2 separate regions of the Homo sapiens genome follow, and region 2 is linked to region 1. A link is a loop called in an ENCODE intact Hi-C map of the cell type or tissue named here. Cell type or tissue: Calu3. All regions are shown on one strand. Links, peaks and the distances in the headings refer to the core of each region. The heading gives the core; the rest is flanking DNA. Region 1 overlaps OSCAR (osteoclast associated Ig-like receptor). Region 2 overlaps NLRP12 (NLR family pyrin domain containing 12).

The links. Hi-C counts contacts between places; a loop is a spot of excess contacts. Peaks named below come from ENCODE experiments on the same cell type or tissue, not always from the same donor. Only the 100,000 strongest peaks of a DNase experiment are listed, where the experiment ranks them.
Region 2: it touches region 1 in a loop (3-fold over the local background); 6 of 110 quality-filtered maps call a loop at or near these places.

The regions. Positions count from the first base shown.
Region 1 is chr19:54,093,617-54,097,993 of GRCh38, reverse strand. OSCAR (osteoclast associated Ig-like receptor) reads left to right here. Exons shown (of 5, transcript NM_133169.6): 3 at 830-1,132; 4 at 1,841-2,122; 5 at 2,637-3,326. The coding sequence ends at 2,773. Among named protein-coding and RNA genes, the nearest start is that of OSCAR, 5.0 kb to the left of the region's middle. In Calu3, for the core only: no CTCF peak of the experiment used is centred there; DNase peaks (open chromatin) are centred at 1,144 and 1,913.
Region 2 is chr19:53,806,786-53,811,162 of GRCh38, reverse strand. NLRP12 (NLR family pyrin domain containing 12) reads left to right here. Exons shown (of 10, transcript NM_144687.4): 3 at 1-1,576; 4 at 3,498-3,668. Among named protein-coding and RNA genes, the nearest start is that of NLRP12, 15 kb to the left of the region's middle. In Calu3, for the core only: a CTCF peak has its summit at 2,320 (motif pointing left); a DNase peak (open chromatin) is centred at 2,302.

The DNA of each region.
Region 1 (4,377 bases), core at 275-4,274:
TCCAACATTTTTCTTTTCCAAATAGCAAGTTTTGGCAACTCTTGAAATACTATATTGCAAATATTCTGGAAAGCTATTTAAAATTAGAGTTCTGGCTGGGCGTGGTGGCTCACACCTGTAATCCCAGCACTTTGGGAGGCCGAGGTGGGAGGATTGCTTGAGCCCAAGAGTTCAAGAGTAGCCTGGGCAATATAGCGAATGCTCGTCTCTACTAAAAATTAAAAAAAAAAAAATTAGCCTGGTGTAGTGGCATGTGCCTGTGGTCCCAGGTACTCAGGAGGCTGAGGTGGAGGACTGTTTGAGCCCAAGAGATTGAGGCTGCAGTGAGTTGAGAACATGCCACTGCACTCCTGCCTGAGCAACAGAGCAAGACCCTGCCTCAAAAAAAAAAAAAAAAAAAAAAAAAAAAGTCTGGGTGTGGTGGCACAAGCTTGTAAACTTAGCACTTTGGGAGGCCGAGGTGGGAGGATTGCTTGAGGCCAGTAGTTTAAGACCAACCTGCTCAACATAGGGAGACCGCCCCCTCCCATCTCATTACTTAAAAATAATAATAATAATAAAATTACAGAGTTCTGGGACCTGACCTTTTGAAACTGTGTTTACAAACTGTGGAGTAAAGCTCAGAAGTTTCTGTCCTGCCCCTCTGATTTGCACCTGGTTTTAACAAGGCTTGATTGTAGTCCAGTCTCTCCCTGATTTTACAAACAGGAAACTGAGGCTAAGAAAGGGGCAGTAATTGTCCAAGGTGATTTTCCTCCTTCCCCAACTTCCCTTTCATCTTCTGGGGCTCCCAGGAGGCCCGAGGACCCAGGCAGCCCCGTTTATTCAGTCCCCCCAGCTTCATACCACCCTAAGCCATGGCTGGGAGCTCAGCCGGCTACAGTTGTGACCCCTGGGGTCAACGTGACCTTGAGATGCCGGGCACCCCAACCCGCTTGGAGATTTGGACTTTTCAAGCCTGGAGAGATCGCTCCCCTTCTCTTCCGGGATGTGTCCTCCGAGCTGGCAGAATTCTTTCTGGAGGAGGTGACTCCAGCCCAAGGGGGAAGTTACCGCTGCTGCTACCGAAGGCCAGACTGGGGGCCGGGTGTCTGGTCCCAGCCCAGCGATGTCCTGGAGCTGCTGGTGACAGGTGAGGTCCTGGGGTCGGGGAGGAGAAGTGGGTGGAACAAGGGAGTTGGGGGAGGGACAGAGAGATATAGGGAAAGAGAGACAGAGCGAGGCGGGCAAACAGATTCACAGACACAAGAAAAGACAGATACAGAGACACTAGGGGGAGAGAGAGAGACAGGGGAGCAGAGAGAGAGAGAGGTACAGTGCGGGGGGAGAGAGAGAGAAAGAGGCAGAAGGAGAAAGGGAGGCAGAGAGAGAGGGAGGCAGAGAGAGAGGGAGGCAGAGAGAGAGGGAGGCAGAGAGAGAGGCAGGCAGAGAGAGAGGGAGGCAGAGAGAGAGGGAGGCAGAGAGAGAGGGAGGCAGAGAGAGAGGGAGGCAGAGAGAGAGGGAGGCAGAGAGAGGGAGGCAGAGAGAGAGGCAGGCAGAGAGAGAGGCAGGCAGAGAGAGAGGGAGGCAGAGAGAGAGGGAGGCAGAGAGAGAGGGAGGCAGAGAGAGAGGGAGGCAGAGAGAGAGGGAGGCAGAGAGAGAGGGAGGCAGAGAGAGGGAGGCAGAGAGAGAGGGAGGCAGAGAGAGAGGCAGACAGAGAGAGAGACAGGCAGAGAGAAAGAGAGGCAGAAAGAGAGAGAGAGGCACAGAGAAAGCGAGAGACAGAGGAGAAGGAGAAACAGAGCGAGCGAGCGAGCGGAAGACGCTCACGCGGCCCCGGACTCTCACCCCGTCTCTGCAGAGGAGCTGCCGCGGCCGTCGCTGGTGGCGCTGCCCGGGCCGGTGGTGGGTCCTGGCGCCAACGTGAGCCTGCGCTGCGCGGGCCGCCTGCGGAACATGAGCTTCGTGCTGTACCGCGAGGGCGTGGCGGCCCCGCTGCAGTACCGCCACTCCGCGCAGCCCTGGGCCGACTTCACGCTGCTGGGCGCCCGCGCCCCCGGCACCTACAGCTGCTACTATCACACGCCCTCCGCGCCCTACGTGCTGTCGCAGCGCAGCGAGGTGCTGGTCATCAGCTGGGAAGGTGAGGGCCCTGAGGCCCGGCCCGCCTCCTCCGCCCCAGGAATGCAGGCCCCAGGACCTCCGCCCTCAGACCCAGGAGCCCAGGCCCCCAGCCTCTCCTCCTTCAGACCCAGGGGTCTAGTCCTGCAGCCCCTCCTCCCTCAGACCCAGGATTCCTGGGACCCAGCCCCTCCTCCCTCAGATCCAGGAGTCTAGTCCTCCAGCTCCTCCTCCCTCAGACCCAGGATTCCCGGGCCCCAGTACCTCCTCCCTCAGACCCAGGACTCCAGGCCCCCAGCCCCTCCTTCCTGGACCCAGGACTCCAGGCCCCCAGCCCCTCCTTCCTGATCCAGCAGTCCAGGCCCCAGCCCCTTCTTCCTGGACCCAGGAGTTGAAGCCTCCATCGACTCCCCCTCAACTTTGAGACTGTAGAGTCAGGTCCCTAAGTCCACCCCAGGGGCTGGAAACCTGGAGTTCAGGGCCCAGACTTTGGGGTCCGGGAGCTGATGGCCCCTCTCTCCCGGCTCCGCCCGCAGACTCTGGCTCCTCCGACTACACCCGGGGGAACCTAGTCCGCCTGGGGCTGGCCGGGCTGGTCCTCATCTCCCTGGGCGCGCTGGTCACTTTTGACTGGCGCAGTCAGAACCGCGCTCCTGCTGGTATCCGCCCCTGAGCCCCAGGAGCACTGCAGCCCGAGACTTCCAACCTGAGTGGCGGAGAAGCTGGGACCCTGGGCTGGACTGTCCTTTCCTGCAGCCCCACAGTCCTGCTGGCTGAGCTCCGCGGAACGGTCCTTAGACCCCGCTGTGCCCTGTGCTGTAGCTTCTTTCCAGGCCTTTCCCAAGGAGTAGCTGAAAGGAAGACGCGATTAGTGGTTAAGACTTCCAAGCCAGAAGACAGAGGGTTCGAATCCCAGCACTGCCGTCTACTCACTGTAGTAGTAGCAGCTACAGAAAGGTAGTAGTGAGACGTGAAGCCAGCTGGACTTCCTGGGTTGAATGGGGACCTGGAGAACTTTTCTGTCTTACAAGAGGATTGTAAAATGGACCAATCAGCACTCTGTAAGATGGACCAATCAGCGCTCTGTAAAATGGACCAATCAGCAGGACACGGGCGGGGACAATAAGGGAATAAAAGCTGGCGAGCGCGGCACCCCACCAGAGTCTGCTTCCACGTTGTGGGAGCTTTGTTCTCTTGCTCTACACAATAAATCTTGCTGCTGCTAACTCTTTAGGTCCGTGCCATCTTTAAGCGCTGTAACACTCACCACGAAGGTCCCTGGCTCCATTCTTAAAGTCAGCGAGACCACAAACCCACAGGAAGGAACCAACTCTGGACACGGTAGCAGCATTCAGAAAGCGCCCTTCCCCAACTCTCTCTTGCCTTGACGGTAAAATGGATGCACTGATAAAACCCACTTCATAGGATTGTTGTAGGAGTCAGTGGGTAATACACATAAAACATTTAAAGCAGTAACTGGCCCGTAGTAAGTGTTCAATAAATGTTAGCTACCCTGTAACACCGATTTCTACCAGACTCAGTGCCGAAAGGAAGGTCTCACCTTTTTGCCATCAAGCATAATCAAGCACGACTTTTTCTTTCTTTCTTTCTTTCTTTTTTTTGAGAGAAGATCTCACTCCACCCAGGCTGGAGTGCAGTGGCGTGATCTCGGTTCACTGCAACATCCGCCTCCCGGGTTCAAGTGATTCTCGTGCCTCAGTCTCCTGAGTAGCTGGGATTACAGGTGTGCGCCATCACGCCCAGCTAATTTTTGTATTTTTAGTAGAGATGGAGTTTTGCCAAATTGGCCAGGGTGGTCTCGAACTCCTGACCTCAAGTGATCCACCTGCCTCGGCCTCCCGAATAGCTGGGATTACAGGTGCGTACCACCATGTCCGGCTAATGTTTGTATTTTTAGTAGAGACGGGGTTTCACCATGTTGACCAGACTGGTCTTGAACTCCTGACCTCAAGTGATCCGCCCGCCTCAAGAACTGAATTTTGAAGTCTAATTAGCCACCTGGGGGCGCTAACGTGTTGAAAAGACGGGAGGAGAGACTGAGCGGGTCTTCCGGGGTTTGATCTCAGTGCCAGAGGGGCCTTGGTAGAACATATGTGGGACAACCTCCCCGGCATATGTGGCTGTGGGAAATAATAACAATTTTAAAAAAGGAATAAGCCGGGGGTGCTGGCTCACACCTGTGATCCTAGCACTTTGGGAGGCTGAGGCAGGTGGATCACGAAGTCAGAAGTTCGAGACCAGCCTGGACAACATGGT
Region 2 (4,377 bases), core at 160-4,159, 290 kb after region 1:
ACTCAAACCCCATGCAGGTCCAGCAGCAGCTTCTGGACACAGGCCGGGGACACGCGAGGACCGTGGGACACCAGGCTAGCCCCATCAAGATAGAGACCCTCTTTGAGCCAGACGAGGAGCGCCCCGAGCCACCGCGCACCGTGGTCATGCAAGGCGCGGCAGGGATAGGCAAGTCCATGCTGGCACACAAGGTGATGCTGGACTGGGCGGACGGGAAGCTCTTCCAAGGCAGATTTGATTATCTCTTCTACATCAACTGCAGGGAGATGAACCAGAGTGCCACGGAATGCAGCATGCAAGACCTCATCTTCAGCTGCTGGCCTGAGCCCAGCGCGCCTCTCCAGGAGCTCATCCGAGTTCCCGAGCGCCTCCTTTTCATCATCGACGGCTTCGATGAGCTCAAGCCTTCTTTCCACGATCCTCAGGGACCCTGGTGCCTCTGCTGGGAGGAGAAACGGCCCACGGAGCTGCTTCTTAACAGCTTAATTCGGAAGAAGCTGCTCCCTGAGCTATCTTTGCTCATCACCACACGGCCCACGGCTTTGGAGAAGCTCCACCGTCTGCTGGAGCACCCCAGGCATGTGGAGATCCTGGGCTTCTCTGAGGCAGAAAGGAAGGAATACTTCTACAAGTATTTCCACAATGCAGAGCAGGCGGGCCAAGTCTTCAATTACGTGAGGGACAACGAGCCTCTCTTCACCATGTGCTTCGTCCCCCTGGTGTGCTGGGTGGTGTGTACCTGCCTCCAGCAGCAGCTGGAGGGTGGGGGGCTGTTGAGACAGACGTCCAGGACCACCACTGCAGTGTACATGCTCTACCTGCTGAGTCTGATGCAACCCAAGCCGGGGGCCCCGCGCCTCCAGCCCCCACCCAACCAGAGAGGGTTGTGCTCCTTGGCGGCAGATGGGCTCTGGAATCAGAAAATCCTATTTGAGGAGCAGGACCTCCGGAAGCACGGCCTAGACGGGGAAGACGTCTCTGCCTTCCTCAACATGAACATCTTCCAGAAGGACATCAACTGTGAGAGGTACTACAGCTTCATCCACTTGAGTTTCCAGGAATTCTTTGCAGCTATGTACTATATCCTGGACGAGGGGGAGGGCGGGGCAGGCCCAGACCAGGACGTGACCAGGCTGTTGACCGAGTACGCGTTTTCTGAAAGGAGCTTCCTGGCACTCACCAGCCGCTTCCTGTTTGGACTCCTGAACGAGGAGACCAGGAGCCACCTGGAGAAGAGTCTCTGCTGGAAGGTCTCGCCGCACATCAAGATGGACCTGTTGCAGTGGATCCAAAGCAAAGCTCAGAGCGACGGCTCCACCCTGCAGCAGGGCTCCTTGGAGTTCTTCAGCTGCTTGTACGAGATCCAGGAGGAGGAGTTTATCCAGCAGGCCCTGAGCCACTTCCAGGTGATCGTGGTCAGCAACATTGCCTCCAAGATGGAGCACATGGTCTCCTCGTTCTGTCTGAAGCGCTGCAGGAGCGCCCAGGTGCTGCACTTGTATGGCGCCACCTACAGCGCGGACGGGGAAGACCGCGCGAGGTGCTCCGCAGGAGCGCACACGCTGTTGGTGCAGCTGTAAGTATCCCTGGGGTATCCCCTGGGGCTGCTTAGGTTCGTGTGTTTTTTTTTTTTTTTTTTTTTTTTGCTCTGTTGCCTAGGCTGGAGTACACTGGCGTGACCTCAGCTCACTGCAACCTCCGCCTCCCGGGTTCAAGAGATTCTCCTGCTTCAGCCTCCCAAGTAGCTGGGACTACAGGTGCACGCCACCACGCCCACCTAATTTTTGTATTTTTAGTAGAGACAGGGTTTCACCATGTTGGCCAGGGTGGTCTCGATCTCTTGACCTCGTGATCTGCCCGCCTTGGCCTCCCAAAGTGCTGGGATTACAGGCATGAGCCACTGCACCCGGCCCACGATTTTTTTTTTTTTTTTTTTTTAAACTAAGTCTCTCTTGGTCTCCTAGGCTGGTGTGCAGTGGCGCAATCTTGGCTCACTGCAGCCTCTGCCTCCCGGGTTCAAGCGATTCTCCTGCCTCAGCCTCCTGAGTAGCTGGGATTACAGGTGCCCATCACCATGCCAGGATAATTTTTGTATTTTTAGTGGAGATGGGGTTTCGCTGTGTTAGCCAGGCTGGTCTTGAACTCCTGACCTCAAGTGATCCACCCACCTTGGCCTTGAGGTTCATGCTCTTAACCAGTGCCTCTCAGCTGGGGGTGATTTTGCTCTGACATTTGGCGATGTTTGGAGACACGTTTTTGGTGGTCACAACTGGGAAGCAAATAATACTACTGACATCTAGTGGATAAAGGCCGGGAATGCTGCAAACATCCTACAGTACACAGGACAGTCCCTCTGGCCCCAAAGTGTCAATAGTGCCACAAAGACTAAACAACACCCATTGGGACTAAATTGAGGTCGATGTCTGGGAGAATTTATTCAATCAACAAATATTACTAAGTCCCTTTTTCTTGAGAGAGTGTGGCTCTGTCACCAAGGCTGGAGTGCAGGGGCACAATCTCAGCTCACTGCAACCTCCACCTTGCGTGTCTCAGCCTCCTGAGCAGCTGGGACCACAGGAGTGTGCCACCACACCCAGCTAATTTTTGTATTTTTTTAGTAGAGATGGGGTGTCACCATGTTGGCCAGGCTGGTCTCAAACTCTCGGCCTCAGCCTCCCAAAGTGCTGGGATTATAGGTGTGAGCCACCACACCCAGCCTCTATATCCCTTTTATCGGTGGACCCAACAATCTTCTGTAGACAGAAGACTGTGTGAATAAGCCAATGGTCCCAAGAGAGCACGCATCCTAATGAGAACGGAGACAGATAATAAAGAGGGAAACAAGTAAACCAACTATCAATGATTAGGAGCGTCAGATAGAGCCAGGTGCAGCCTGGACAACATGATGAGATCCCCATCTCTAAAAATATAAAATAAATTAGCTGGTCATGATGGTGCACACCTGTAGCCCCAGCTTCTCAGTAGGCTGAGGTGGGAGGATTGCTTAAGCCTGGGAGGTCAAGCCTACAGTGAGCCATGATCTCACCATGCACTCCAGCCTAGACAACAGGGCAAGGCCCTCTAAAAAAAAAAATGAAAAGATAGCATGCTTTGGCCGGATGTGGTGGCTCACGCCTGTAATCCCAGCACTTCAGGAGGTTGAGGCGGGCAGATCACCTGAGGTCAGGAGTACGAGATCAGCCTGGCCAACACGGTGAAACCCCATCTCTACTAAAAATACAAAATTAACTGGGCGTGGTGGCTCATGCCTGTAATCCCAGCTACTCTGGAGGCTGAGGCAGGAGAATCGCTTGAACCCAGGAGGCGGAGGTTGTGGTGAGCTGAGATTGCGCCATTGCACTCCAGCCTGGGCAACAAGAGCGAAACTCCGTCTCAAAAAAGGATAGCATGCTTCATAAACGGTGAAATGACATGCAAAGGCCATAGTTGTCAAGCACCAGTAACACCAGAGAGTGGCCTGTCTTTCCTTCAAGCAGACCAGAGAGGACCGTTCTGCTGGACGCCTACAGTGAACATCTGGCAGCGGCCCTGTGCACCAATCCAAACCTGATAGAGCTGTCTCTGTACCGAAATGCCCTGGGCAGCCGGGGGGTGAAGCTGCTCTGTCAAGGACTCAGACACCCCAACTGCAAACTTCAGAACCTGAGGTGAGTGCAGGCTGGTCTGGGCGTTTCAGGTGGTCCCCACCGTGGCCTCTCATGGGGATCAGTCACAAAGGTTCTATCACGGGATGGTGTATTCGTTGGCTACGGCTGCCATAAAAAAGTGTCACAAAGCCAGGTGCCGTGGCTCACGTCTGTAATCCCAGTATGTTGACAGGTGAAGGCGGGCAGATCACTTGAGGTCAGGAGTTTGAGACCAGCCTGGCCAACATGGCAAAATGCCATCTCTACAAAAAATACAAAAATCAGGAGGGTGTGGTGGCGGGCGCCTGTAATCCCAGCTGCTTGGGAGGCTGAGGCAGGAGAATCGCTTGAACCTGGGAGGCGGAGGTTGCAGTGAGCCGGGATTGTGCCACTGCACTCCAGCCTGGGTGATACGGTGAGACTCCATCTCAGGGGGGAAAAAAGTGCCAAAGACTGGGTGGCTTCACCACATAAATCTATTTTCTCAAGGCAGGTGGGGGGCTGCTGGAAGTCCAAGACAAGGAGTGGGCAGGTTAAGTTCTTCTGAGGCCTCTGTCCTGGGCCTGCAGATCACTGCCTTCTGTCTTCACATGGTCATCCTGCTGTGTGGGTCTCCAAATTTTTTTCTTTTTTTTACTTTTTTTTTTTTTAAATTTTTGAGACACTGATATGCTCTGTCACCCAGGCTGGAGTGCAGTGGCACAATCATGGCTCACTGCAGCCCCAAACT